3 separate regions of the Homo sapiens genome follow, and all the other regions are linked to region 2. The links are chromatin loops, found by intact Hi-C in ENCODE. Cell type or tissue: GM12878. All regions are shown on one strand. Links, peaks and the distances in the headings refer to the core of each region. The heading gives the core; the rest is flanking DNA.

What was found. Peaks named below come from ENCODE experiments on the same cell type or tissue, not always from the same donor. Only the 100,000 strongest peaks of a DNase experiment are listed, where the experiment ranks them.
Region 1: it touches region 2 in a loop (4-fold over the local background); 2 of 110 quality-filtered maps call a loop at or near these places.
Region 3: it touches region 2 in a loop (7-fold over the local background); 2 of 110 quality-filtered maps call a loop at or near these places.

What each region holds. Positions count from the first base shown.
Region 1 is chr9:1,924,736-1,935,750 of GRCh38, forward strand. All of the region lies in intron 2 of LOC105375951 (a long non-coding RNA gene), which reads left to right. It overlaps LOC105375952 (a long non-coding RNA gene), which reads right to left and starts at 5,644. Exons shown (of 3, transcript XR_929422.3): 1 at 5,378-5,644; 2 at 4,525-4,596; 3 at 200-2,718. RefSeq lists an enhancer at 3,992-5,191. In GM12878, for the core only: a CTCF peak has its summit at 5,740; DNase peaks (open chromatin) are centred at 5,166 and 5,746; H3K4me3 peaks cover 1,759 bases; H3K27ac peaks cover 3,127 bases.
Region 2 is chr9:1,877,252-1,886,499 of GRCh38, forward strand. The region is part of intron 2 of LOC105375951 (a long non-coding RNA gene); the gene reads left to right. Among named protein-coding and RNA genes, the nearest start is that of SMARCA2, 130 kb to the right of the region's middle. RefSeq lists an enhancer at 2,407-2,456. In GM12878, for the core only: a CTCF peak has its summit at 3,160; DNase peaks (open chromatin) are centred at 1,790, 2,490, 2,878 and 3,170; H3K4me3 peaks cover 1,199 bases; H3K27ac peaks cover 4,072 bases.
Region 3 is chr9:2,048,896-2,059,910 of GRCh38, forward strand. SMARCA2 (SWI/SNF related BAF chromatin remodeling complex subunit ATPase 2) reads left to right here. Exons shown (of 34, transcript NM_003070.5): 6 at 5,702-5,828; 7 at 7,777-7,950; 8 at 9,396-9,569. Among named protein-coding and RNA genes, the nearest start is that of SMARCA2, 39 kb to the left of the region's middle. In GM12878, for the core only: no CTCF peak of the experiment used is centred there; DNase peaks (open chromatin) are centred at 5,196 and 6,596; H3K4me3 peaks cover 516 bases; H3K27ac peaks cover 3,121 bases.

The sequences.
Region 1 (11,015 bases), core at 3,129-8,128, 50 kb after region 2:
TTTTAAAAAATAATTATATGCTTCAAGGCTGCAGTGCAACTGGATTCTTATATACTTCTATTGGCATTGGAAATTGGTATCGCCTTTTTGGAAATGTGTAAGAAAATACAGAACAAGAGTCATAATATTCATTCTGCTTTGACTCTGTATTTAAAGTACTAGAGATTTATTCTATGAAATATTGAAGCAGTGCTAAAAATTGTTTGTAAAAAAAATATTTATTGCTGCCCTACCTAGTAAGAACAATCTCAATATCCAACAAGATGGGATGGCATATTAAAGCAATGGAATATTTTGCAGTCATTAAACATTACAATTACGTGGAAACGTGGAAAATATATAATACAAATTGGATATAGTAGAAATCAAAATAGTATGTGCATTATGATAGCTACTCCATAAATAGACTTTTTTTTTTTTTTTGCGACAGAGTCTCGCTGTGTCACAGAGGCTGGAGTACAATGGCACGATCTCGGCTCACTGCAACCTCTGTCTCCTGGGTTCAAGCAATTCTCCTGCCTCAGCCTCCCGAGTAGCTGGGATTACAGGCGCCCACCACCATGCCCGGCTAATTTTTGTATTTTTAGTAGAGACGGGGTTTCACCATCTTGGCCAGACTGGTCTTGAACTCCTGACCTCGTGATCCACCCGCCTCGGCCTCCCAAAGTGCTGGGATTATAGGCGTGAGCCTCCGCGCCCAGCAAAAAGACATTCTTATAGAAAAGCATTGGAAGGCAATTTTTTAAACAGTTGCAATAGGGTTAGGATTATGGTTTTCTATTCTTATCAACATTTTGTAATGTTTCTATGACATATTTTCTCTAATAAGAAGCAGGTAGAAAGTAAATTCGTTCACCAGTGGGAATTGAAAGGGTACGAAGAGACACTATAAAACAGGTGAGTCATATGTGTTTTTGCCCCAAGCATGCATTACTCTGCAATGGTGGGAACAGAGTGAAGTCAAGAATTGTTGTCTTCTGTGGGAAGTCTGTTTAATTTGCAGGAAATAGTGGATAAGCAGAACTTACTAAAGAAATCTCACTCAATTTTGCTAAAGAGGGAGAATATGATTTGATTTTATGCTACCTTAATATTTAAGCAAGAGCACTGCTTTTCTTCGATTTCTGCCACCTATCATCAAGTCAACTATTTATAAAGAGACTACTCAGTGCCAGGCACTGATCTTTAGAAACTCGAATCCTCATAACAATTGGGAAATATACTACCATACTACTTTTTATATTTCCAAGGGCAGATCGTAGAACACTAGGCCTGCTTTCAAAATATCTTTCAGTTGAATTAAACCATAGGCCAAACTGATACATAGACAAATGATTGTTCCTATTACCTGAAGTAAGGGGAAAAGGAGCTCAAATCACTTGTCTTCCTGCCACATGCAACCACTCTGTTAGGCCTCTTACATATGTTCTCATTAAACCATAGCATGAGGTGGGTATATAGCATAACCCCTATTTTGTCTCAAAACTCAAATAGCAAGGTCACAGATAGCTAAGTTATTCCTAGGCTAGACTCGAAGGCTTAGGAGTGCTTGGGACTTTCCTAACATTTGGACTTCCTTGTAGTTATTCTCAAAGGAGGAGCGATTGGCATTTTGGACAGAGCACTTCTTTGTGCAGGACTGTCTGACAGATTGCAAGATATCCCGTATCCCTGGCCCCGGTTATAAAAGGCTTGGAGCATCACTCCTTGGTATTGTGACAACGAAAAATGCTCCTCCACTTCCAAATGTTCTCTGGGGTGGGAGGATTCCACCTTCATTAGAGAAACATTAAGAGATTTTTTTTAAAAATTCATATTCATACCACCGATAAATGTTTATCAGGTCCCTTCTCCATGCCAGGCACTTTGCTGGCATGAGAGATGTTTAGTGGAGAAGACTGACGTTTAAAGTGGTGTCACAAAATACAGCAAACTCTGCAACAAACCAACATGCCATGAGCACAGAGAGGAAAATGCCTCTGTCTAGAGCATCTGGGCCAAGCTTGGTGACCTGTTACCGTGAAGTACCCCAGGAGAGTGCCAGATTTGCTATTCAAAGCCCTCCATTCATGTGATCAATCAGAATCTTAATTATTATCTCACTTCAGGCTTCTAGCTTTTTCTCACTAAGAATTAATTTCTCTGTATGAAAGATGGAAACTATAATACTATCATCTGTCCTACCTACCGAACAGAGTTGATTCAGGGGAAAGCATTAGGGCGTGCTATGCACGTTTAGTAATGTAGCAGGGATTCGAGAGCCTAATTTGTGTTCTCTGCTGGGAATCAGGCATGTCTGGAAATGTCCAATGACTTGGCAGGGTAGGCAGCCTACTGGCATCTATTTTTAAGAAGTTGGTTTCCCTGGATTCTCATCTGAGCCCTGTGGAGAGAGAGGTTGTTTGCAGAGTCTGAGGAGGCTGTTGTCATAAGGGACTCTGTGAGACGCAGGGGCTCAAGCTATGCTCTCTGGTACCCAGATAACAAACTAAAGCCCAGAGCTAGGGGCTGGGCAGGGTGGAGATAGGGCAGAAAACCTCTCCATCTCTGCTGTAAACACAGCATGCCTGTAGTGCCAGAAGGAGTGCTGAGGACTGCAGAGGCCACAGCACCGCTTTAACTCCCAGGGCCATACTAGGTCCGTCACTAGCAGCAGCCACGTGAGGAGATGCCCACCTTTCGATGGCCTTATGGGCAGGAAACGTCAACCAGGACAGCCTGGAGTGAAAAATAAAAAGGCAACTGATTGTTAGACATAGGTGAGATAACATTCGTGTTATCTGTACGCTGGGTGAAGGTATTGACAATCGAAATGTGATTTATTGCTGTTAATGTGACCTCATTTATTCTCACAGGCTAGGAAAACTTAGGTTACTGTTATTTACTACGGTAAGAATGTATGTCACTGTGGCAGGAGGAGTGACAATGGCTGTCCAGAGGCCTGATCCTAGCACACATCACCTACTCCCCACCAGGCCGGAGATTAGCCCTGACAGGGAGGCACTGACGTGGAAGCCCATTGCCATGGAAACCTGAATTTGGGATGCCTGCCTCTCAGTGGACAGGGTATAGGAGACAGCAGTCTCCCCCAAACAACCTAATTCTTCGTAAATGCAAAATGAGCTACGGAGTGTTTATTGAAAGGAGTGGTGCCTGAAAATTAGTGCTTGACTCTTAATTTCTGAAACTTTCATGAACGCAGTGACTTCTGGACAGCCCAGGATGCTCATATGTGGTGGGGGTGAAAACTCACCCTCTGGGGCCTCCACAGGTGTTTTAAGAGCTAACACGTGGTCAATAAGCTTCCAGGCTAAGTAGCTGACTGAAAAAATGCTTCTCCCTCATAGAAATTTATTTGTTTTTCCCACTGGAGCAGTCTATATTTTCCCAAGATAGCAACAACAGCATGTCCCATCCCACATACCCTTCTTACAGCGTGACCTCAACATTATTTCCACAGAAGGATGGGACCAGTACTCTCTCCTGTTGACTCAGGGCAAACCTTCAGGACTGCTTTAAATATTAATACAAAGTGCAGTAGAAATGGCCTCATCTCTTGGGTCTCTAGAAGTCTCCCTCTCTCTATCCCTTCCAGCTCCCCACCCCTAGTCCCAGAGACATCTCTGAAAATGCTGCCACTGCTGTCTCTCACCCTAGACCTCTAGGGGACCTGTACAGCCGGGTGCCAGGGGCCGTGTGACTTCCCAGGCTAGAGCATTAGAATGCCACGCACTTCTGCCAGCTCTCTCTAGACACTGACCCTTAGACCCAATCTGGGTGCTCAGAGGAAGTCCAAGCAGCCTGTGATGAGGCCCCCATGGAGAGAAACCAAGACTCCTAGCCCCCAGCCCAGAGAAGCTTCCAGACAATGTCCAGAACCTCCTTGCCAGCCTCCTGAGTAAGGAATCCCGACATGGACCTCCCAGGTATTGCTGTCATCATTTCTTCCTCCTGCTAACACACTGCTGCCCTCTCCATTGTTGCTATTCATGATACAGTCCACCTGTGGTCTGTATCATGTTGTCTTATTATAAAATGGGATTTTTTGCTTTCTAAATTCTACTGGTTTGCACTTTGGAATTTGTGTTATCACAAAAACATGGATTTGGTTCATTAATTCTGGCCCTTCTTGAGGGAAAAATGCAGAACATGAGAAACACAAGACATTACTTTGATGTCCATATTCTGAACGTCTTTCTAAAATTATCAAAGCCCTAAAGGGGGGCTTTTCTCTAAATGTACCACACCCTAGGAATGGAAAATAATCCCTCATGTTGGCTTGATGTGTTGTAATGGAGGGCGGTGGGAGAGGTAGACAGAAGGGGTGGGATTTTTGATTTATCATCCGAGTCTCCTTCTCTTTCCACCTCATTTAATGTGATCCTTAGAAAGATATGTCCTTGTCTTGCACTCATTTAAAACAAAGACTCCTCTCAACAGTTTCCCCAATTTTAAGTTTGTGAAGTAGAAAAAAAAAAAAAAGCTGGTAAGATCTGCTGTTACACTAATTTCACTGATTCTTACCTGGTTTCAGAACCATGTTATTCTTCCTGCTGCATTTCCACCAGCCATTTTCTTCTGCAACCTGTAGGTTTCCTGCAGAGGAGGACAATGGGCAAGTTAAGCGAGAGAGATGATTTACAAGGCTTTTTTCTTTTTGCTCTAATTTACAGGAAAATCGTCCTTGCATGGGAAGACAAACTAAAGCCCACATCACTGAAGGATTTGTCATGATGAAAAAGAAAATGAATAAAAACAGAATATATTTTATATTAGTAATACCACATACATCTGATGATAGTAGTACACACACGCCTTGCATATCAGTAAAGATGCCTTTAAAAAAAACCTGAAAGAATATTTGCATTTATTTTAGATGGTACTTTTCCTCTGTTCTTTTGCAAGTGTTAATTTGTATGTTTCAGCTAGGATTATATTCTGCTACATAAATTTTTTTTAAAACCTGAAAGAAAACACACAAAGTTATTTTATTTTATTTTAAGTTCTGGGGTGCATGTGCAGGATGTGCTAGTTTGTGACATTGGTAAACGTGTGCTACGGTGTTTTGCTGCACTTATCAACCCATCACCTAGGTGTTAAGCCCAGAATGCTTCAGCTATTTGTCTTGATGCTCACACCCCACCCTCCCCCAACAGGCCCCAGTGAAAGTTCTATTTTCTCATGTAGAAATCCAGAAATGAGCAGTCCAGGGCTGGTAGGGCAGCACTACAAAGAGATCCAGAATCAAGACACCTTCCATCTCCCTGATTTACCATTCTTAGCACAGAGCCTCTATCCTCAAGCTGGCTGCTGCTGCTCCGGCATCTTGTCTGGGATCCTGGAAACCACAAAAAGGAAAAGGGAAAGGGAAACTCACACAGTTTTCAGTTGAGTCAGCTCCATTTAGAAGGCTTCCCTGGAAATTTCATACAGCGGTTCTGCTTATCTCCCAATGGCCAGAATCTAGCTACGTGATATATTAGTTTGTTCTCATGGTGCTATAAAGACATATCTGAGACTGGGTAATTTATAAAGAAAAAGAGGCTTAATGGACTCACAGTTCCACATGGCTGGGAAGGCCACACAACCATGGCAGAAGGTGCAAGAGAAACAAAGCCACGTGTTACACAGCGGCAGGCAAGAGAGCGTGTGCAGGGGAACTGCCCTTTATAAAACCATCAGATCTCATGAGACTTATTCACTGTCATGAGAACAGCACGGGAAAACCCACCCGCATGATTCAATTACCTTCCACTGGGTGCCTCCAGTTGCATGTGGGGATTATGGGAGCTACAATTCAAGATGAGATCTGGGTGGGGACACAGCCAAACCACATCACGTGATCACCGCTAGCTGCAAGAAATACATTAACATCACAGTTACAGAAGTTCTTCCCTTCTCCAACTTCCTTCACTGCTTATTGTCTGCATGACGTGACCTAAGACCACCCTCTTCTATTGTTCCGTGCTCCATGAACAAGAAGAATCCTTTACTGGAAATGTAGTCTTATTGGGTAATTAATTACCATATCCCTTTTACAGCATCTTTCATAGTTCTTGATATGGGGTTAGAACACATTGTCGTACCCACAAATTATGGAGGTTCTATCTCTCATGAAAAGAAGGAGAATGGATATTGGATAGATAACTAGCAGTCTGACAGAATAACATTAATGCTTGATGACTAATTCATCATATATATTATATTTCAATTTAATACAATTGAATATGTATATTTGGAGTGCCTCCTGTGTTCCAGATCCAAAACAAGAACTATAAACGGTATGGTAACAGCATGACACATGGTAATTAATTACCCTCACTGAACTTACAATTTTATTTTTATTTATTTTTATATATATATATTTTATTATACTTTAAGTTCTAGGGTACATGTGTATAACGTGCAGGTTTGTTACATATGTATACATGTGCCATGTTGGTGTGCTGCACCCATTAACTTGTCATTTATATTAGGTATATCTCCTAATGCTATCCCTCCCCCCTCCCCCCACCCCACAACAGGCCCCGGTGTGTGATGTTCCCCTTCCTGTGTCCAAGTGTTCTCATTGTTCAATTCCCACCTATGAGTGAGAACATGCAGTGTCTGGTTTTTTTGTCCTTGTGATAGTTTGCTGAGAATAATGGTTTCCAGCTTCATCCATGTCCCTACAAAGGACATGAACTCATCCTTTTTTATGGCTGCATAGTATTCCATCCTGTATATGTGCCACATTTTCTTAATCCAGTCTATCATTGGTGGACATTTGGGTTGGTTCCAAGTCTTTGCTATGTGAATAGTGCCACAATAAACATACGTGTGCATGTGTCTTTATAGCAGCATGATTTATAGTCCTTTGGGTATATACCCAGTAGTGGGATGGCTGGGTCAAATGGTATTTCTAGTTCTAGATGCCTGAGGAGTCGCCACACTGACTTCCACAATGGTTGCACTAGTTTACAGTCCCACCAGCAGTGTAAAAGTGTTCCTATTTCTCCACATCCTCTCTAGCACCTGTTGTTTCCTGACTTTTTAATGATTGCCATTCTAACTGGTGTGAGATGGTATCTCATTGTGGTTTTGATTTGCATTTCTCTGATGGCCAGTGAAGATGAGCATTTTTTCATCTGTCTTTTGGCTGCATAAATGTCTTCTTTTGAGAAGTGTCTGTTCATATCCTTCGCCCACTTTTTGAAGGGGTTGTTTGTTTTTTTCTTGTAAATGTGTTTGAGTTCATTGTAGATTCTGGATATTAGCCCTTTGTCAGATGAGTAGATTGCAAAAGTTTTCTCCCATTCTGTAGGTTGCCTGTTCACTCTGATGGTAGTTTTTTTGCTGTGCAGAAGCTCTTTAGTTTAATTAGATCCCATTTGTCAATTTTGGCTTTTGTTGCCATTGCTTTTGGTGTTTTAGACATGAAGTCCTTGCCCATGCCTACGTCCTGAATGGTATTGCCTAGGTTTTCTTCTAGGGTTTTTATGGCTTTAGGTCTAACATTTAAGTCTTTAATCCACCTTGAATTAATTTTTGTATAAGGTGTAAGGAAGGGATGCAGTTTCAGCTTTCTCCATATGGCTAGCCAGTTTTCCCAGCACCATTTATTAAATAGAGAATCCTTTCCCCATTTCTTGTTTTTGTCAGGTTTGTCAAAGATCAGATGGTTGTAGATGTGTGGTATTATTTCTGAGGGTTCTGTTCTATATCTCTGTTTTGGTAGCAGTACCATGCTGTTTTGGTTGCTGTAGCCTTGTAGTATAGTTTGAAGTCAGGTAGCGTGATGCCTCCAGCTTTGTTCTTTTGGCTTAGGATTGTCTTGGCAATGCGGGCTCTTTTTTGATTCCATATGAACTTTAAAGCAGTTTTTTCCCATTCCGTGAAGGAAGTCATTGGTAGCTTGATGGGGATGGCATTGAATCTATAAATTACCTTGGGCAGTATGGCCATTTTCACAATATTGATTCTTCTTACCCATGAACATGGAATGTTCTTCCATTTGTTTGTATCCTCTTTTATTTCGTTGAGCAGTGGTTTCTAGTTCTCCTTGAAGAGAGTGCTCCTTCACATCCCTTGTAAGTTGGATTCCTAGGTATTTTATTCTCTTTGAAGCAATTGTGAATGAGCGTTCACTCATGATTTGGCTCTCTGTTTGTTATTGGTGTATAAGAATGATTTTTGCTCATTGATTTTGTATCCTGAGAGTTTGCTGAAGTTGCTTATCAGCTTAAAGAGATTTTGGGCTGAGACAATGGGGTTTTCTAGATATACAATCATGTTATCTGCAAACAGGGACAATTTGACTCCCTCCTTTCCTAATTGAATACCCTTTACTTCCATCTCCTGCCTGATTGCCCTGGCCAGAACTTCCAACACTATGTTGAATAGGAGTGGTGAGAGAGGGCATCCCTGTCTTGTGCCAGTTTTCTAAGGGAATGCTTCCAGTTTTTGCCCATTCAGTATGATATTGGCTGTGGGTTTGTCATAAATAGCTCTTATTATTTTGAGATACGTCCCATCAATACCTAATTTTTTGAGAGTTTTTAGCATGAAGGGCTGTTGAATTTTGTCAAAGGCCTTTTCTGCATCTATTGAGATAATCATGTGGTTTTTGTCTTTGCTTCTGTTTATATGCTGGATTACATTTATTGATTTTTGTATGTTGAACCAGCCTTGCATCCCAGGGATGAAGCGCACTTGATCATGGTGGATAAGCTTTTTGATGTGCTGCTGGATTCAGTTTGCCAGTATTTTATCGAGGATTTTTACATCGATGTTCATCTGGCATATTGGTCTAAAATTCTCTTTTTTTGTTGTGTCTCTGCCAGGCTTTGGTATCAGGATGATGCTGGCCTCATAAAATGAGTTAGGGAGGATTCCCTCTTTTTCTATTGATTGGAATCGTTTCAGAAGGAATGGTACCAGCTCCTCCTTGTATCTCTGGTAGAATTCGGCTGTGAATCCGTCTGGTCCTGGACTTTTTTTGTTTGGTAGGCTATTAATTATTGCCTCAATTTCAGAGTCTCTTATTGGTCTATTCAGAGATTCAACTTCTTCCTGGTTTAGTCATGGGAGGGTGTATGTGTCAAGGAATTTATCCATTTCTTCTAGATTTCCTAGTTTATTTGCATAGTGGTGGTTATAGTATTTTCTGATGGTAGTTTGTATTTCTGTGGTATCAGTGGTGATATCCCCTTTATCATTTTTTATTGTGTCTATTTGATTCTTCTCTCTTTTCTTCTTTATTAGTCTTGCTAGTTGTCTATCAATTTTGTTGATCTTTTCAAAAAACCAGCTCCTGGATTCATTGATTTTTTGAAGGCTTTTTTGTGTTTCTATCTCCTTCAGTTCTGCTCTGATCTTAGTTATTTCTTGCCTTCTGCTAGCTTTTGAATGTGCTTGCTCTTGCTTCTCTAGTTGTTTTAATTGTGATGTTAGGGTGTCAATTTTAGATCTTTCCTGCTTTCTCTTGTGGGCATTTAGTGCTATAAATTTCCCCCCACACACTGCTTTAAATGTGTCCCAGAGATTCTGGTATGTTGTGTCTTTGTTCTCGTTGGTTTCAAAGAACATCTTTATTTCTGCCTTCATTTTGTTATGTACCCAGTAGTCATTCAGAAGCAGGTTGTACAGTTTCCATGTAGTTGAGTGGTTTTGAGTGAGTTTCTTAATCCTGAGCACTGTGGTCTGAGAGACAGTTTGTTATAATTTCTGTTCTTTTATATTTGCTGAGGAGTGCTTTACTTACAACTATGTGGTCAATTTTGGAATAAGTGTGGTGTGGTGCTGGGAAGAATGTATATTCTGTTGATTTGGGGTGGAGAGTTCTGTCGATGTCTATTAGGTCTGCTTGGTGCAGAGCTGAGTTCAATTCCTGGATATCCTTGTTAACTTTCTATCTCGTTCATCTGTCTAATGTTGACAGTGGGGTGTTAAAATCTCCCATTATTATTGTGTGGGAGTCTAAGTCTCTTTGTAGGTCACTCAGGACTTGCTTTATGAATCTGGGTGCTCCTGTATTGGGTGCATATATATTTAGGATAGTTAGCTCTTCTTGTTGAATTGATCCCTTTACCATTATGTAATGGCCTTCTTTGTCTCTTTTGATCTTTGTTGGTTTAACGTCTGTTTTATCAGAGACTAGGATTGCAACCCCTGCCTTTTTTTGTTTTCCATTTGCTTGGTAGATCTTCCTCCATCCCTTTATTTTGAGCCTTTGTGTGTCTCTCCCCATGAGATGGGTTTCCTGAATACAGCACACTGATGGGTCTTGACTCTTTATCCAATTTGCCAGTCTGTGTCTTTTAATTGGAGCATTTAGCCCATTTGCATTTAAGGTTAATATTGTTATGTGTGAATTTGATCCTGTCATTATGATGTTAGCTAGTTATTTTGCTCATTAGTTGATGCAGTTTCTTCCTAGCCTTGATGGTCTTTACAATTTGGCATATTTTTGCAGTGGCTGGTACCAGTTGTTCCTTTCCATGTTTAGTGCTTCCTTCAGGAGGTCTTGTAGGGCAGGCCTGGTGGTGACAAAATCTCTCAGCATTTGCTTGTCTGTAAAGGATTTTATTTCTCCTTCACTTATGAAGCTTAGTTTGGCTGGATATGAAATTCTGGGTTGAAAATTCTTTTCTTTAAGAATGTTGAATATTGGCATGCACTCTCTTCTGGCTTGTAGAGTTTCTGCCGAGAGATCAGCTGTTAGTCTGATGGGCGGAATTCCCTTTGTGGGTAACCCGACCTTTTTCTCTGGCTGCCTTTAACATTTTTTCCTTCATTTCAACTTTGGTGAATCTGACAATTACGTGTCTTGGAGTTGCTCTTCTCGAGGAGTATCTTTGTGTCATTCTCTGTATTTCCTGAATTTAAATGTTGGCCTGCCTTGCTAGGTTGGGGAAGTTCTCCTGGATAATATCCTGCAGAGTGTTTTCCAACTTGGTTCCATTCTCCCCGTCACTTTCAGGTACACCAATCAGACGTAGATTTGGTCTTTTCACATAGTCCTATATTTCTTGGAG
Region 2 (9,248 bases), core at 849-5,848:
TTGTCATATTTTAACGTGTTTGAGGCATAACCGCGAGAACCACAATGGAACATGATGATCTGGGAAGGGCCAAGGCCTATAACAGGTGGTCCAGGTGATCACCAGTAATATTGGGAATAGAACTGTGCTCACAGGGGCGGGCTGAAAATGAAATCAGCAGCAGTGCTGGTGGCATTATTGAGCCCTTAAATGCTTTACTAGTTATTTCATTTTATCATCACAACTCTTAGATATGATACTGATAGTCCCACTTTTTTCTGATAAAGAAACTGTAGTTGTGAGAGGCTAAGAATCTTGCCCAAGGTCACAGAAGTAGTGAACGGTCATTCCTAGATTTGAATGCAAGACTGCCTTCCTCCAAAGCCCTTGTACACTCCACTTCAGTGGTGGACAATCCTGGAGCAGGCTCTCTTCAGAATCAGGGACCTGCATTAGGGATATTGGCCAGGTGGGAACTGAGGGACCAAGGCATTAATCTAGGGTCAAGACAAAACTCCAGAGGTGAATAAAAGCCAGGCAAAAAAACAAGGAGAGAGCCCTGACAGGTCGCCAAGGTGGGATCTCAGGCACAGAGAACAAGGCAGAGTTCCCAAGTGTAGCTTGGGGCATAGGGAGAATCTAGGGACGAGGCAGAAATTTTATCTTAAGAATTAAGATAGAAGGTCTGAGGCAAATAAGTGGCCCAAATGACTCAATAGTCCAGCATATTGGGCAGAAGCCCAAGATTGTAGTTTCTCCTAGAACCTGGAGTGGGGCTGAATCTACAAAAGGATGGGAGAAGGAGAAGGAGGTCAAAGGGTCCCTATGGGAGAGAGAAATGTTCTGGCTCACTGGATGTTTTGGTGATCAGACCAGACACGTCTCCCAGAGGATTCAAATGACCAATTTTGGTGCCCTCTGTTGTCACTGATGTTATCTACAAGACTCAGGAAGTTTGTGCATATGGCAGACAATTCCCCAAGACAAGTCTGTGGACATTCTTTGCGTTAATAAGGACTTTTTTTTTTTTTTTTGAGATGGAGTTTCATTCTTGTTGTCCAGGCTGGAGTGCAATAGTGCGATCTCGGCTCACTGCAACCTCTACCTCCTGGGTTCAAGCGATTCTCCTGCCTCAGCCTCCCAAGTAGTTGGGATTACAGGCATGCACCACCATGCCTGGCTAATTTTGTATTTTTTTGGTAGACATGGGGTTTCTCCAGGTTGGTCAGGCTGGTCTTGAACTCCCGACCTCAGGTGATCCGCCTGCCTCGGCTTCCCAAACTGCTGGGATTACAGGCATAAGCCACCACACCAGGCCTTCTTTTTTTTTTTTTTTTTTTTTTGAGACAGAATTTCTCTCTTGTCACCAGGCTGGAGTGCAGTAGCGTGATCTCAGTCCACTGCAACTAAAGAGGACTTTCTAAACAGCCTCATAGAAATCTGTTTTCTAGTATTACATGTAACTAAAACTGAGGCTTCTTAATGCCATCTCAGCATGAGTATCCTACAAAAAATAAAAACTGGCATTCATATAAGCATTGACAAGTAATTTAAATATTTACTGAAATCTCTGAGGCACCAAAGAAGCATATTACATTTTATGATACAAAAAAATCCTAATGATCCTCGTCAGCTATTTTTCTCCCCAAAGTTCCACTCATTACTGCTGTTGCTTGCCATTTCCCAAAAATTACTTCTCTCTTTCTCTTCAACTATCTAAAAAATCCCCACCCATGATAGAAAGCAGAAGTAAGAAAGCTATAATTAATATGTACCATTTGATATCCTATCACAGACTTTCTGGATGAATTGTAAACAGAAAACCAGTGTTAAGAGTGCTGTTGGCCATTGTTTGTTGCTTCTTTGCTATTCCTGTTAATACTTTCCAAGTGTCCCCCTCCCGTTGCCACCAGCGGGATACACTCATTCATTCTACCAACCAAAATTCAAGACTTGATTTCCCACAGTGCATAGTGAAGTAAGAGACATATAGGACACGAGTCTTGCCCTCAAATAACCTAGAATTGAATAAGGGCAATAGAGCACACACCCAAATTACTACAATAGAGTAACAGTATTAAGTGACTGATCCATAAAATGTGGATTAAGATCCCAGAAAATCTGGGAGATGAACTGATACAAATCATACAGTGTAATTACTGCTTACTTCCACCTCTCTCACTAAGACACAACCCCCAGCTCCCTCTCTAGTCACATGCTCCAGACAGATTTCTCCATAATATTAGCTTGAAGGAAAATACAATCAGATCAACAAGGACCTAAGTCCCAGAATGAAAGAAAAAGAATGCGCTCAAAGAGAAAGTGGAGTGTTTGTCGAATGAAAGAACAATCTGACAGATGGCTTTGTGGGGGCGTAACCTAGAACCCATAAGAATTTTGTTATCAGTAGATCTTACTAATCTAGGCTGTACAGTGACTATCACCAAGATAATTTCTAAAAAAGCAATCTGATTATGTCTTATTTGAAATGTCTCATCACTTTTGAGATTTCCCCTTGTCCTCCGATTATGACTCACAAGTTCATTTTTGAGTAGACTCCTAGCTATCTCTCTAGCCACATATCATACTCCTCCTCATGCCTGTACATTTTCTGCTTCAATCTGACTTTACCATTTGCAGTAATGGGTAATATCTGCATCCCAAGACTACCCCCTTCATATCCTTATCATATAGCCCTATAATTGCATTTTCCCAAGTTTTTCAACTACCAGACAATAAGCAGACACAGGCCAAGGTCTACCATATTCACCATTGCATCCCTAGATCCTTTCTCAATGCCAGGCATATAGTAAATATTTAATGAACATTGCCTGAATGACTAACCGAAAACATAAGGAAATCACTGCCTGTCTTGAGTTGGGTTTCCTGAAACCGTACTCTGAGATGGAGTTTTGAATTAGGTTTATTGGGCAGTAACTGAGGTAGGACAGTACAGAGAGAGAAGCAGAATTGCACTGTGGACTCCATAAGGAGCTCTGAAGCTGAGGTGACCCTTCAGACTTGTCTCTAGTGTGGCACAAAGGCCAGGTGCTTATACCCCTGATCAGCTGATTATCAAATGCTGGTGCCCTGAGGGAGAAGGTGTCAACTTGGGTAATTTAGCTCCCTTGAACAAGGGAAATTCCTTGAAAAGGACTCAGCTGTCAGCAGTTAGCATCCAACCCTGCTGGTGGCTAGAGAAATGAGTGTCTTGATCCTGAAGGGGAATTTGAACAACGTACTGCAGTGTCTACGGCATTTCCCTTTAACCAACAGCAAACAGCATGCATGCCTCAATTTGCTAAACTCTAGAAGTATCTCCCTGCTTTGAAATCCATTTAATTAACAACCGCCAGTGCTCAACCACTAGTGGAGTGATAATCAGTTCTGCCACCATCACAATCAAGGATCCATTTAGTGAGTATTTGCAGGGCACCTATTATGTGTTGGGCATTATTCTAAGTATGAGGGATTCAGCAGTACATCAAACGGGCAAAAGGTCCTGCCTTCACTGAGCTTTCATTCTAGAAGACAGACAAGTTGTGAAGAAAAAATATGCAATTGAGGGTGATAAGTGCTAAGAAAACAGTAAAGAAGAGACAGGGAATAGGGAGTGCCAGGATTTCAGGAAGGATGGATGTTGTGATAGTAAATAGGGAAGGCCTCACTAACAAGGAACATTTAAGCAAAGTCACTTAGATATTTGAGGGAAGAGCTTTATAAGCATTGAGAGGAACTTTCATCAAGGCTTTGGGTGGGAGCAAACCTGTGTGTTAGAAGATAGCCCGGAGGCCAATGTGCCTGGAAAGGAGAGAAGGAGGGAGAGCCCAATGGGAGACGAGGCCAGAGAGAAGTGGGTAGCAACCTCTAGGCCATAATAAAAACTTTGTCCTATCCTGTCAGTGAGCTGTGAGGCCAGGGAAAATTTAAATAGAAGAATAACAAGATCTGACTTACATTTTCAAAGACTACTCTGATTGCTACTGAAAATAGGTATTTGCTATTAAAATAGGTATTTGCTGTTGCTATTGAAAACAGGAAAAAACAGATGCAGTAAGTCTAGTTAAGAGGCTATTAATATATTCCAGACAGCAAATAATGGGAACTTGGGCCAAAGTAATAGTGGTGAAGATGATGTGAAGTGTGTAGATTCTGGAAATATTATTAAGATAGGGCTGACGGCAATTGCTGGTGGGCCAGATACAGGTTATGAGAAGAAGACTGGAGTCAAGGATTTCAGTCTGAGCAAATGAAAGGACACAGTTGTCATTTATTGAGATGAGATAAAGCATCTTGGTGAGGGAAGCAGATTTTGGGGAAGATGATTAGGAGTTCAGGGTTGGCCGTCTTAAGTTGGGGATGCCTATTGGACAGCTGAGTGGAGATGTTGAGGATATGTGAAGTGCAGGGAAGCAGTCCAGGCTGGAGATATAAACAATCAGAGCCATCCACACACAGATGGCTTTTAAAAGCCATGGGACTAGATGAAATCACCAGGAAAGTGAGAGGAGGAGAGAGGGTAGGGGAGGGGAGGGGAGGAGAGGGGAGGGGAGGGGAGGAGAGGGGAGGAGAGAGGTTTTAAGACTGAGCCCTGGGGCACTGCACACACAGTCTTTCAATCCCTCCCACAGCCTCACACGTCATTCTCCTGCTGTACCATGAGAAGTTGCATTGGACTGAAATGCCTCCTCACCATATTTGGCATGGCCAAAAGAACTTGGGCTTGAGAATTTGAGACACACCTATGTTAGAATACAATCTCTGGCATTCACTATGGTAATTGAATTACTGGTTCCAAGTCTTCTCTTTCCCATAGAAATATCATATACCCATTCCTTTGTCATGGCCCAGTGATAGGAGGCATGTACTTCCCTGCTCCCTCAGCCTTGGCCACATGACTTACTTTGTCCAATGAGATTTTAGTGGCCATGAGGCAAGCAGAGGCTTGCAACGTGCTTGTGTGATTGGGTTTACCTGCTTATGTTTCTGCCATTCCCATGAGAATAAGTAGTTTTGGTAGCACACACCTCCAGCCTGGGATTCAGAATGAGATACATGGAGCAAAGCCACCCCAGACCCCTCACAGAGAACTAAGAAATAAAATGTTTATTGTTTATGCCACTGTGATTTTGTAGCTGCTGGTTATGTAGAAATAGCTGACTTATACAGTACTGACTTACCAGCTGGGTAACTTTGTAGTCTTTGTTCCTTCATCTACCCAAAGAGATATGAATATGCCCTCTCTCTCTGAGTTGTAATAAAGATGAAGTAACGTAGCATATGCAAAATTCCTGACATAGTGCCTGGCGCAATATAGATGCTTGTTAAAAGTTAATCAGCATCTTCAGGTTCCTCCCCTCCAGAGTCAATGGTCAGCAATGACTTTCCACCCATGCTAGCATAGGTTTCAAGAGCAATAATATTTTTGTCAAAGAAAGGTTATCCCTGCCAAGGAGAAGGAGTGGGTGTCCAAGTTGCATTTGCCAATTGCCTTTATCATTTGGAATTTTAACACAAGCTATAGCAATGCACTTTCCTAGGTTTCGTGATAAACAACTAGAGCCTGAAAAGCCAGCAAATTCAGTTTCATCATTTCATCATGTGACCCACTATCTTTAGAAATATAAGCCTCTTTCAGCAGTGCACTTAGGATAGCCTATGTCCCTTGAGAAATAACTGGCTTTTGTTTATGACGAGCCAGAATGCATGCACATGTGCACACACTACACCATACATACTGCCCTTTATCATTCCAGGCTTTTGTTCATCAAAATAGTAGCAAGTAGTGGCATAAAGCCATTTTCTGAGAAATAATTCATTATAAACAAAATCATCCAAATGCCAGTTCTTCTGACCAGAATGACCTTCAACAGGATAGCTTCTGTAGACTCACCTGCAGCAGTCAATGGCAGTAACATAACATTAAGTCCAACAGTGCTATTGCCTCACCAGGTTGTCACTAGCTTTGGCTAATTCTTTTCATGCCTTTACTGACCTTTAATCCTTACAATCAGAATACAAACAGTTCAACAGCTCAAGTAGCGTTCTTTGAGGCTGTGGTGATGAGCTGAATAACACCTCCCTAAATGCCCCCTCCTCCTTAGGGAAAGCGAGAAGAAAAAATCTAAGCAAGGCCATGGGGGTGCCTTTGTATAGATCTGGGGCAGCTAGACCACGGAAAAATTTAATGAACTACAGAAAAAAAAAGGCTTGTTACAGGTGTGAATCCCAGTCCACAAAAACAGGATGTGTGATGAATGTCCATTTCTTTGTTTTCTTGAATCCACACAGTGTGGCAAGCAATTAGTCCTGCCAATATTGGAACTGACCTCAGGATTGGGATAAGTTCTTGGGGTATTACCTCAGGCCAAGACATCAGGAAGATTCTTCCTGATATGGGTCCATGCTAGGTACCACCAGACTGCGCACTGTACCAGCGTTTATTCCCTTGAAGCATTAGGTCTCAGTTGCCATACATACATGATGTCTCGGAGTCTTTACTGAGGCTGGCACCCCACTGCCTGGGGACCAGCCTTCCAAAGCACATCATAGTTTGCTCTGAGGTTGGCCACAAAGAGGGCATGAGTCCCACACTCCTCTCATGTCACTCCCACAGTTGTCTCTTAGCCTGACCTCTGCCCTCTCTCTTTAGTATCTCAGCAAAGTTTGCCCTCTCCTCTGCCAAGTATTCTCAAAGACTTCCTTTCTTTTCCAACTGCCCTAAGAGTGCTTAGAAACTCTTCAAAACATTTTGACTTTTGAAAATAAGTGAGAGAAAAGTACCTTCTACTTTTGGTAGAAAATTTTGTGTGCAGATTTGGGTTGATGGTGTGAAAAACACACACACACAAATTAACATCCCAGAAAATTACCCTGCCATAGGTTGATTATTTCATTATTTCTAGAACAGTTGCTTCCTTTCAAGAAGGAATGGAGTGGTGGTTAAGTTGTGTACATATGGGAGTGAAAAAGAAAAACTGGATGTAGAACCTGTACCCAAAATCAAACATTAGGAATTACCTCAGCCTGGCTTTTCCAGAAAGTAGATCCTGAGCCAAAGGCTTGGGCCAATAATATACTAGGAAATCCATGCCCAGGAGCCAGGGTGAGGGGCATGGGGAGTGGAGCAGGGAAGGAGGCAGAGCCAGTATGAGCCAACGTTGAGCTGGGCTGGTCACCTCTAAGTATGTCTGAGGGCGCACCCTCACTGGAGCATCCTCTAGGAGGTGGAATAAACATCTCAGCAGCATCCACCTTACTAGAGGGAAAGAAGGGGAAATATCCACCACTTTCCATCACTCACAGATCAAACCTCGCCCCAAAATGTTGCTGTGGTCTGAATGTTTGTGTTTTCCCCCAGATTCATGTGTTAAAACCTAATCCCTAATGTAATGCTTTCAGCAGGTGGAGACTTTGGGAGGCGATTAGGTTATGAGGGCTCATAAGGGGATTTGTGTCTTATAAAAAAGGCCTCAGAGACCTGTCTTTCCACTTCCACCATGTGAAGACATAGCTGGAAGGCACCATTTATGAACCAGAAAGCTGGTTCTTACCAGACACCAGACCTATCAGCACCTTGATTTTGGACTTCCCAGCCTCCAGAACTGTGAGAAAATAATTTCTGTTGTTTATAAGCTACCCAGTCTGTGGTATTTTGTTACAGCAGCTTGAGCAAATTAAGACAGGCATGTAACTCCTCCACTATTCCACTTATATGTGCCTAGGTGTCAAGCACAGTACTGCAGGGGTCCACACCTCAATGTCAACAGAGAAGCACTGGGGCTGGGACCAAGAGGCTTCCAGGTAGTGAGTGTGTGAAGTTGCTTGGAACCCACAAAGCTGGTCATCTCAGAGACATCTGGAATTGGAAGCAGATGAAGCCAGGAGCATATGAAGGATTGCTGAAGGGGTGTGTGATAATGCGTGTAATGTGTGAATGTGCACTAAAAGGCACTGTGAGTGAGCTTTTAGCAAGCATACTAGGAAAGCTTTGTTAAATATGCAATATATTTTATGTAAATTATATACACAGTATTAATTTGCATATGCAAATATATACCGTGTATATAATTTACATAAAATATATTGCATATTTAACAGCGAGCAAAAGAGGTATATAAATTATATATTGTGTATATATAATTAATACACCTCTTTTGCTCAATGCAATATATAATTTATACACCTGTTTTGCTCATTGTTAAATTATATATACACTATATAATTTATATATCTATACAAAATAATATGTGTAAAAATAAAGTATATAATATGTAATTACAAACATTGTATTAATATATTTTATATATATAAAACATTCTAAATCTGAATTAGCATTGTCCTTATCAGATTTGCCATTCATTCATTTGCTCATTCATAAGTATTTGTTGGGTTAACAGGTTAACAGTGAGCAAAACAGGTAAAGTCCCTGTTCAAGGATGATATAATTTAAAAAAAAATTTGTGAAACTTTTAAAATCATCTTAAAAGTCGGCATTGAATTCTTTTAATATCTTTAATCATCTCAAATTATTCTTTTTATGGATCCATTTGATTTGGGAATTACCAGCAACCAAAACATTTAGATCAAGAAATGGTCAACCTGGGTAATAATGTGATTGGTCAAGAAATAATATAAAAAATGAGACTATATTTCTTGTAGGTGTGTCTAGAAAATACAAGTGTTATCAGATGGAGTATGTACATTTTTAAAAGTAGATTTTACTTATATCTTCTGAAACTACCTCTTTTTAATGTGAGAAGCATTACTTTGGAAGAGACAGCAAGATAAGTGCTAAGTTGCTCCTTTGTAATCTTCCCTCTTTTTCTATGACATATCAGGAAGCTATGACAATCCTAAAAATGCTGACATTTTTCTCACTTAAGAATGATGATAGAAATAAAAAAGATTTCTTCTTCTTGCTCAGAAAGTATACAAGCAACTCTATAGTCTCCTTCTAAAATGGAGAATTGCTTGAATTGGAGACTCTAAGTGAATGCTTATCATCTTTGCACATACAAACACAAAAATTAGCAGAGATAATCTACCCTATCCCGTCACTAAAACTCTAAAATTTGAAATGGAAAACAATACCAACTTTAACAATTATTTCCAGTGTATATTTTTTGCTCATCGATCATTCTGTTGGTCTGTTCCACAAATACCAAGATTCACTTCAGTCTCCAAACTTGCATGCTCCCATTCTACAAATAAGGAAACTGAGGCCCAGAGAGATGAATCTTAACTAGCATTACTCCATTAATTAATGA
Region 3 (11,015 bases), core at 2,508-7,507, 170 kb after region 2:
CAGTACATTCTGTATGTTACTGTTGAGTTTTTAAAAAGCTAAAAGTATTGGAAAAAGTCAGTAATAGAATAGAGAAATACAATGTGGATGCTCTAAAATTCTGACTTCCTAAGAGCTGATATTTTTTTTCCTACCCTAGGAAAGGAAAAAGCTCTGTACAAGCTCCCTAGTTAAAACATTTTTTTTTTCCATTTGAATTACCAGTACCTTTGTTAAACTATGTGAACTACCCTTAGAAGAGAGATGCTTTCTATAGCTAGAAATTTTTACATATGTCTAGACTTCTTTCCCTTATTCAGCCTGGTATGTGTGTGTGCACAAGTGTGTTTTAACTTTTTATTTTGCTAACTCCTAAATGTTCTTAATCATTTTTTCTGGAATTTTCATTGCAGGACTTTCTTGTAATAAGTTTATTTTAGGAACTTTTTTGGAGATTACCTTAGTGGATGGTCTTCCAAAGTGCACAGTATTAAGTAGTACTATTTGGCCTATTCCAATGTGTAAAAAGCTTTTGTTCTGCCCTCCTATGTCAATAAAAAATGCTGTCAGTATCTTTTAAATTACATGCATTACAAAATGTGGAGAATGGCAATTTTTCATAGTATTATTATTGCTTTATAAATGCCTACTCTTTTGTAAAGCCATGTGGCTTTTGAAACGACTGATCTGGACAACCCTGAATCCAGAAAGGTCATGGGTCCTTTGGTCTGAATTTTCTCATGGCCACCTGGAGAAGAAGCACAGTTTGGTGGTGACAGCATTATGGGGCATGTTTTGTATTCTTTGGTTACAGAGCAATAGCTCTCTTCTGCCTATTTGAAGGTAAGTTGTTCAACTGCAGAGATTAAATTTATCCCTTAAAAGGGTTAAATGAAGTCCCTTAGGCACTTGCAAAAGACAACAAATGAACCATTTTTTTTCTTCTTTTGACCCTTTGTGACAGAATGGCTTACCAGCCTTTAGCATTGATAACTGTTAGGATCCAGTTCATCTTTATCATCCGATCAAAGATTAGAGAGGGGTCTAAAAAACCTCTTTTACAATTTGATAAACTTAGTTTCAGCAAAAATCATCTGTCAGAAATTCTTGAACAGATGTTAATTTCTTTGGGTCTTGTAATATCATTTACCTTGTCTATGAAATTTGACAGGAAGTTTTCAGCATCTTAAATTTTTTTAACGTTTAAGTCAGTTGGCTGCTTTTCCTTGTTCATCATAAAATCAGAACGTTGACAAATTGACCTTCTTTTTCATTCATAGCATAAATAAATGTCTGCCTATGAGCACTTTGCTGCAGCTCTGTACAAGCTCTCTAGTTCAAACATTTTTCCCACTTAAATTGGATCCTTTCTTTTTGACCATCTTTCTCTTATAATGGAACTTTATTACTTCCATAGTAAGTGTCAGAGAGATGTTTCCCTGTACTGCTTTTTTTTTTTCTTTTTTTTCTTTTTGGCACACTTTTGATGCCTTCTCATTGTGCCTAACTTCGCTTTCTTCTATTTAGAGTTAGATGTCTGATCAAAAGTACCTCAGGAATCATCACATTGGCATGTAAACTAATTCCACACATGTTTGCCTGGAAGATGTATTTCACACTTGAAGGGGTTTATTTGGGAAGAACATGTCTGAATTATATCAGCCCTCTTCGGAATAAAGTCAGACTTTAGTATGAAAAGAGCGGTATATCCTCTTTGTGTCAGGAAGCAGGCATAGGCTGCTTACCTGTGATTTTTTTTTTTTTTTGACCTGCCCTTGTCGCCATTGCAATCCTGAAAATTCCTTCTCAAAAATTACCAGTAGCTGCTTTACCAGCAGAGTTACAAAAAGTCACACACGCTCTCTTTTTAAAGTGTCACTCAGCTCCTTGAAGGAACAAAATGTACCAGTGTCATTTTCTGTTCAGATAACTCTCCTACAGGAATCATAAACTTCTCCTCTGGACCTGAACAAGTATCTGTTGCATTTAATGCAACTCTTTTTCTTGCCAGAACAGTAACCCCTCGTGATTTACTGTTCAATCTGTATGAAAAACCTGTGTGACCTAATTCTGCATCAATTTTCTGTACTCGTGAGGACGCTAAATGAGTCCCCTGCAGTTATGCAGTATTACATCTTGTTGTTGTTTGGGGAAGTTTAGAATCCTGAATCTCTTTATCGGACTACCTGCTGAATCTCACTGATGGGGAGATGAAATTGTCTGGAGAGGAACATTATTTAAAATGAAGATTTCTATTAACAACAACAACATCAACAAAGATATAATCTTCTGTGTTAAAGAAGCCCCTCCTGTACCTTTGCTTCTTCCCCACCATGTGCTGAATCAAATGCATATAATTTTACTATGGAGTCTACCTTTCCTCTTCTCCTAGAGTTTGCGCTTTGTACTTCTTGCCTCCCTTCCAGAAAAGGGATTCTTTTGTGCCAGGGAATCAGATTCACTGACAAATAACTGGGCTCCTTGGAGAAGGAGTCATTTCAGGGAGAGGTGCACCCCCCTCGCTCCCACTCTCTCTCTCCAGTGCCTAAGTCACACAGTGCCCCATCTCCCCGGGGTTCCCACCCCCCATCTCCTCATTTCCGCTCCACTTCCCTGCTTCCCACCTCCCAGTTCAATGTGATGTAATCTCTACCCTATCACCCCAGTTATCTGACGATTACTTATTTAGTCCTAGTTCCATGGTTGTTTGGAAGATTAAGTAGGAATTCCTCTAATTTGGCATCTGACCCACTTTGTCAAAGAGAGTAAATCAGAATACCAAGGGATAGTTTGAGTTCTAGGATATTCAAATAAGAAAGATCTGCAAGGAATCTAGAACCAAGGATGCGGAATAACCAAATCATTGGCCATGGGCTCACGCCACTATAATACTTAATTTTCCTTTGGTATGGCCTTAACCTGTGAAAGTAAAGTTGTCTCAGTTTTATTTTTTCCCTTTAAATTATATATTTCAAAAAAAATCAATAGTGGATTTTTTTCTTTACATCTTAATTGTTAAGATGCATCATCTGTTGCTGTATCCAGAGATTTGGGGCTACATAGATGTTGTAGAAAATGAGTAAATGAAGTAGATGTCTGTTTCATATAGTGAAAATTAAAAACCACGGTAATAATCTCACGAGTATCACTAGTACAAGGAATGTGGAAGAAAGTTGGGAGAATTTGAACAATTTTGCCAAAAGAGTAAAATGATGAGTTTATTATTGTTGCATGAAATACAAAACTTTCAGTCTTTTGAATGATTAAACCACTTAAAAATGCTATTGTTTGTGTTGGTATGCATAGTTAATAGCACGGGCCAGGCATGGTGGCTCATGCCTGTAATCCCAGCACTTCGGGAGGCCGATGCCTGCGGATCACCTGAGGTCAGGAGTTTGAGACCAGCCTGGCCAACATGGCAAAACCCCGTCTCTACTAAAAATACAAAAATTAGCTGGGCGTGGTGGCACGTGCCTATAGCCCCAGCTACATGGGAGGCTGAGAGGCAGGAGAATCGCTTGAACCTGGGAGGCGGAGGTTGCAGTGAGCAGAGATAGTGCCACTGCACTCCAGCCTGGCCGACAGAGCGAGACTCCATCTCAAACAAACAAAGAAAAAACAATAACGACAGCACGGTAGCAGTGATAATATTAACACATTATGATGACAAATCATTTAATAAATTAGAACGAATAACGTGCGTATAGCAAATAAAACAAGAATCAGTCTTAGATACTATTTTTAGTGAAGTCCCTGAAAAATAGTTTTCCTTACCACCATTTTTAAATTTTTAAAAATGATGACATTTTATTTCCCTTCCAAACTAAGCAACTGTAGGTTTTTTAAAAAATCACTCATTTTGATATTTGGGCTATATGAAGTATTAGATCTTCTACAGCATTTAGGTCCAGGAGGTTTCACTTTTTCACGTTAATGAAAATGATGGCTGTCGTCATCAGCATCTTGGCAAGGAAGACAAATGGTCTGGTTGCCTTAGGACAGAACCAGAAGTTAGAAAGAAAAAAGTCTGTCCTCCCAGCTCTGTACTCTGGCAACATCATCATGTTTGGAAAAAACTGTAATATTCATTTTTTAAGACAATTTCGACTTTTATTTTAGATTGAGGGGATTCATGAATAGGTTTCTTAACATGGGTATGTTGCATGATGCTGAGGTTTGGGGTGCAGTTGATCCCATCATTCAGCTAATGAGCATAGTACCTAAAAGTTTTTCATCCCTTCCTGCGCTCCCTCCCTCCCCCGTCTAGTAGTCCCCAGTGTGTATTGTTGCCATCTTTATGTCCATGAATACCCAGTGTTTAGCTGCCACTTAAAAGTGAGAACATGCGGTATTTGGTTTTCTGTTCCGGCATTAATTTGCTTAGGATAATGGCCTCCAGCTGCATCCATGTTGCTGCAAAGGACATGATTTGGTTCTTTTTTATGGCTGTGCATAATTTTTAACAGAATTCTTAATTTTCAGCTTTTATAGTTGAGGTCCAGGAAGGTTCTCGGAAAGTGTATCTTAATTATCTATCATTTTATTGCAGTGGTTTTGGTATCAGGCAAATTGAGGTTCCAATCTTGGCCCCCTTCTTTACTAGCTCTGTGGTATCTCCAGGTGTCTTCAGTTTTCCTCATCAGCAAAATGGGACCATTATAACTTTTACCTTACAGAGGCGTGTCTGTGTGTGTAAGAGAGAGACAATTAAATAACATTGTACATTAAAGGCACTTAGTGCTGTTAATATTAGCCTACTTTAACTTATTACTTATTATTATTCTTTCTTTGTTGAAATCTAGTTCAGTACAGTTTGCCTCAGATTTAGGGGATGTAGTTCTAAAAATAGTCTTAAATGGCATATAATTATTTTGTCAGAATAGGATTCAGGTGAACTCTAAAACCAGCAGTTTATATATCTAACAGTAATAGTATCCCAAGTGAATGGCTAAAGTCAGAGGTCTTTTATTTTCTACTCTGCCTTTATTATGAAGAAGTACATGCAGTTATATTTTTGATGGTGTGTAAAACGAGAATCCTCAACATCCTTTTCTAGAAACTCTTGGTTTTTGAGTACTATTTACTGCTGGCCCTGATTTTTTTAAAACAGCCTCATTTGTATTTTCTTTTCTCAAGCAAGCTCTGCTCACAGAGGAAGTGGTTGTGGCTGGCAGAGCGCTTTCTGAATGTTTAGGGTTGGCTGATTTCTGTGGCATCAGCACCTAAAACTGTTCTTGCTCACTGCGCTTTAATGGCTGTCGTCATCAGCATCTTGGCAAAGAAGACAAATGGTCTGGTTGCCTTAGGACAGAACTAGAAGTTCGGAAGAAAAAAGTCTGTGCTCTCAGCTCTGCATTCTGTCTGGCTGGGAGTTAGAAAGCTTGTCAATTGGTTCTGTCTCTTATATTCTCTCTCTGCTAAGAGTGAGCAAGGACATTTGACTTCCCCACTAGATGCAGGGTGAACCTTCTTTCCCTAGTGTTAGATAGAGGTTATGGAGGAAGCCACATTGTTAAGTAACATATACCTGTCTGCATTAATGCAAAGGTAGCTTTTCTCTGCTTAACATCAAAAATTCTAGTTGGGTGTTAGAGATCAACTATCAGTATCTGGAATATGTTTTGCCCCGGACTTAAACCTAATGTCATTGTTTATCATTTAAGATTAAATTGTAATGTGTTTTTCCCCTGCCCCCTTTTCCCCATTTTATTGTTTCCTTTAGACTTCAGGCCCGCATAGCTCATAGGATACAAGAACTGGAAAATCTGCCTGGCTCTTTGCCACCAGATTTAAGAACCAAAGCAACCGTGGAACTAAAAGCACTTCGGTTACTCAATTTCCAGCGTCAGGTAATACATTTTCCCCAGTGAATCTGAGATGTAGGAAATAAATGTAATTGTTCCTAAAGTGTTATCTGTGTTGCCTTTAGTCTATTCAATATTGTTACAAAGATATAAAGATATAAATATAGTAAAATAGTGAATCTTTTAGACCAACAGCTTACAACTAAAAATGATGAAGATGAACTGCTTATTATTCTGGTTTTCTCTTCTGTATATGGGAAAGAGTTTTTCCTCCTGTACTATGGGTTACAAAGTCAGAGTTATGGCGTTTTGTTACCATGGATGAAAAACCTTGGGAACAAGTGGGGTAGCTCATGTTTGCTTTTATGACTCCAAGGAAAAACCAGAAGGTAGTGGATTGGAGCTTCTTTGTAAGCACAGATGTAAAGTGCTTGCCACGACTGTGAAAATAATTTTAACAAATATGGTAGCCACGCTACTGAATTAGTGGTTCATCATTTATAGAAATACATAAAGCAATGTCTTATAGCTTATTTATTCACCGATGTCTAAGTTTGGAGTGTTTGATCACATCAGGCTCATGTATTGACTAATCAGTAAATTATCTGCTCTTGTAGTTTACAGCAGTTATTAAAAGCCAGTATAATGACCTATTTTCTGATTTCTAAATTAGTAAGAGACAAGTGGAATGAGTTAGAGCTAATTTTCACTTTGGCGAGTTTTGCCTTGTGGACTGAAAAGGTTCAAGTTTGCTAGTCCGCAGATTGCCTCACTAACCCAAAGGGGATAAGGAACGTTTCATTGTTAGTCAGATGGGTTTGTTTTGTTAAAGTCTGGAACATGCGAAATGAATAATTAATGAGTCAAAGTAGTTTGGAAGTATTGACTTGGTTTGTTGGAGGATGTGACTAAAATCACAGGCCACTCCAGTTGCTATTGTGGTAGGAATTTGGGTGTATATTTGCCTTACCGGCTATAATCTCACAGATGGACATTAGTGGTGGGTAGGTGCTACTTGGCTCTTGGTTTGTGAGAGTAGATTTCAGCTTAAATTTTAAAAAGAAAAGGGAAAATTCTCTGAGTTCTGTTTACTTCTTTCTTATTGGTGACCTCATAAGATGAATTAATAAAGTGCTGGATAAAATCTTACTAAATGAATATTAACCAAGTATATTTTCCGGAATATGTTTATGTTCAAATTAGCGTTGCCATGACGGACTCTTATTGATTTCTGATTTTTGTTTGATATTATTTTAAAAATCTGTTATTTATGAAGCTTCCTAATTAAATTAACTGTAACTAATGATATTTCAGATGCAGTGGAATGATTATTTAATGTGTATTCTCCAGTCCCTACCCCCTACCACCACATAACATGCAATACAGATAAAAGTATTACATTTGTGATCTGAAATAAGTTCATGATATAATATAAAATGTAGATCTCTTGGAAAGAAGATCATTATTGGAGTGGGAAGAAGCCAAAACTCATATTTCCCATCCTTTGTATGAGACTATGAATTAACGTTGTTTGAGTACCTGCTGCTACCACACGTGAAAGTAATTCTTTTATTCTTTTTTTGGAGCATCATTAAAATTAATCTTTAAACACAAAGAGAATGTTAACATGACACTTAAAACAAAGCGGAAAATTTAAAAAGCTTATTTAGCTAATTGGTATCATTAGAATAATTAGAGAAAATGAAGTTATTTAAAAGGCAAGACAACATCTTTTCTTTCTTTTACTGTTACAGTACTATAATTGCTTTTGATTTGAATTATTTGGGGAGAAAAATCTTGTACCGTTCTTGAAAATATTGCATACATTTGGCATGATTTTAGTTCCTTCATTTAATACAAACCAAAGGTGATTGAGAAGCTTGTGGAGATTCCCCGCCCCACTCTATTCCATTAAATGCAACCGCGAGAAGGCCAGAGTTCAGGAACCTAGCTTCTGTTAGGGAAGGCTGTCTAACTGCTCTCTTCTTGACAGCTGAGACAGGAGGTGGTGGCCTGCATGCGCAGGGACACGACCCTGGAGACGGCTCTCAACTCCAAAGCATACAAACGGAGCAAGCGCCAGACTCTGAGAGAAGCTCGCATGACCGAGAAGCTGGAGAAGCAGCAGAAGATTGAGCAGGAGAGGAAACGCCGTCAGAAACACCAGGTTCTTAGACCCTGGGCTTTGCTCACCCTCACTTTGGCAGAGCTGTCCAATGAATTCATCAAATGGGGTCAGAATGACTGAAAAATGGACCCTTGTGGGTGGTGGGGACATCACAGAACAGAACGGTTCCTTGACATGTACATAATCCAACCACATCATTTTATAGACAAAGACGCTTAAGCCAGGACGTATAAATGACTGCCCAAGGTCATACAATTGCTTAGCAGCACAATGAGGTTTAGTATTGTCTTAGTTTGTCTGGGCTGCTATAAAAAAATAGCACAAACTGGGTGGTTGATGAGCAACAGAAGTTTATTTTTCACCGTTCTGGAGGCTGGAAGCCTGAGATCAGGGTACTAGCATGGCTGGGCTCTGGTGAGGGTCTTCTTCTGGGTTGCAAACTGTTAACTTCTCCTTGTTTTCTTACGTGGTGGAAGCAGGCCAAGAAAGCTCTCCGGGCTTCCTTTATAAGGGCACTAATCCCATTCGTAAGGGCTCTACCCTCATGACCTTATCACCTCCCGAAGACCCCACCTCCTAATACCATTACATTGGGAGTTAGCATTTCAATATATAAATTTTGGGAGGACACAAACATTCAGTCCATAACAGGTGTCATGTTCATAATCCCATGGGAAGTTTTTGAATGGGTGGGCATAGGTGGATTTCCTAGAGCAAAATTCTGGGAGCAGGAACTTGGAAAAGGAAAGTAGAAAGCAAAAAGTTATTTTCATAACAAATATAATAGTGTCCTGGCTTCTCTGAAGGGCCTAGTTGAATGTTTCACAGAGGCAAATATTAAAAACATTCCTTTCTGGGGGTTTGGAAATATTTTGATGTAGGATTTGATTTCCTGTCATAGTCCTGTAAATTGTATTTGTTTTCCTGTGCTTAATTTAGTGCTTAGCTTAGTTTCCTTTTGAAAAAATGTTGGATTTTAGTGTAAATAGAGTATATATTTAAAAAGTGGATACAAATTCTGCATGGCAATTTTAACTTTGTATAAACTTATTTTGTGTCATACTCTAGGGTAGTTAGAGCAGAAAAACATTACTTTTGTGACATACTTTTTGCTGGAAATACTCATGTTCCTCAGGTTTATTTTGGAGTGAATGAGTGGTTTGCTTTACATTTTATCATTGCCATTTTGTAGGTCTCTTTCAGTCTTCGATCTTTCCATTCTCATGTGGCCACACCCTCAAGGCTAAGGAGGCTTCTCTTGCTAAAGCTTACAACAAAAGGAACCCGAAGAGGCTATCTTTCCCACCAGCCCCATGGCCCACACCTTAACTGCAGAGACACCAGGGCACCTATCCCCAAACAGATTCTAGTCTTCCTATGCTGTTAAACACACACTGAGAGTTTTCTTGGACAACACTGATAGCTCAGAGGACACTGGTCATTGGATTTTAAGTATCCTTTTCTTCCCTTTTTGGATCTTCTAGGAATACCTGAACAGTATTTTGCAACATGCAAAAGATTTTAAGGAATATCATCGGTCTGTGGCCGGAAAGATCCAGAAGCTCTCCAAAGCAGTGGCAACTTGGCATGCCAACACTGAAAGAGAGCAGAAGAAGGAGACAGAGCGGATTGAAAAGGAGAGAATGCGGCGACTGATGGTAAGGAACTCCCTGCAGGAGCCCAGGAAACTACTCAACCCACGTCCGTCTGCAATGAGACCATTAAATATGGTGGTAGTAGAAGGAAAAAATGAAAACTGCTTATCAAAAATTTTAGTAAATTTCTTTGAACCTTAGGGAGATGAAGTAAAAACTTTTTCTCTTTCCTGGAGAATGCATGCCAAAAATCTAGGGGGATGACTGATGCGTATAGTATTTCTGTGTCCTGGGGTGGCATTGCGCGGTACACATTACAGCTTCTCTCATAAAAGCAGGTACTGTATTTTGCATGAGTTTGATAACCAGATCTGGAAGGATGGCAAATGCAGTTCTTTTAAAAATATGGCCTCTTTGAGATGAATGACCACGTTTTTTGGAATGAATAACACATTAAGTCGTGTCTTCAAATCTAAGAAGGTCTGTGTTTTGAAGCCTCTGGTGCTTATCTTTCTTTTTTAATGGCAGAAATTATTCTCTAACAGTGTAATAAGTGATTTTTAAGTTGATTTTGAAATGTTGCCTTTTTTGTGATAGCCTTGTTATGGTCAAAGGCTATTCATGGATTATTACATTTGCACTGTTATTTTTTAATGGGCATATAAGCACAGAAGAGATAGGTTTATATCATTGGCCTGAGTATTTGTTTTTATTGACCATTTATTTTTGGAATTGGACCTCAGAGCACACTGTGGATTTTAGAAAAGCGTGTGTGTGTGTGATGTTATAATTATAGGAGACCTGCAGATTCTATCTAGGACGTAATGCCTGCATAGATGAAGATAAGGTCATTAGTCTCAGACCATAATTATGTTCCTGGAAAATTCTAAGTGACACTGTCTTCCTGGCTGGTATTACAGTTTGCATTTTTTTCATTTTTTGGATTCCAGAGAGTAAACACCATGTTTTAAAAGCCTCTGTGTGCAGGTACTACTACATCTTACTACCCTATCCTGCCTCCCTCTCCATACCAGGGAGAGAGGACTGTCCGAGAGGTTTCTGACTAGACCGTTTTTGTAGTAATTTGATCACTAAGCAGTCAAATTTGTCTGACTCAACTGAAGTGAAACTATATTAGAACTTCAGTAACAGATTGGTTTGACACTAATGATTAGGCATTTGCAAATCATTAATTTTTGCAATTAAGTGATGGAATATACAGATAATAGAGAAACTGAAGTTTTTTATCACTCTTTCTTCAAGTGAGTTCAACCATAACCGAAAGCAATTAGAGTTATAATAGCATTTGAGGCTCTTGCTCATCCACAGGGCAGACGGCAGCTAGACTGAGTGATGAAGCTGCTGTCACTCAGGCAGATGCTAGAGTGACACCCCTGGACAAAAGATCCCAAGTTTTTGTTTTTGTTTTTGCAATGGAGTTGCCTCTTAAAGATTTTGCAGCTTGCTCCTTTTATCGTGGCATTACATGATAAAAATAATTTGGAGTGT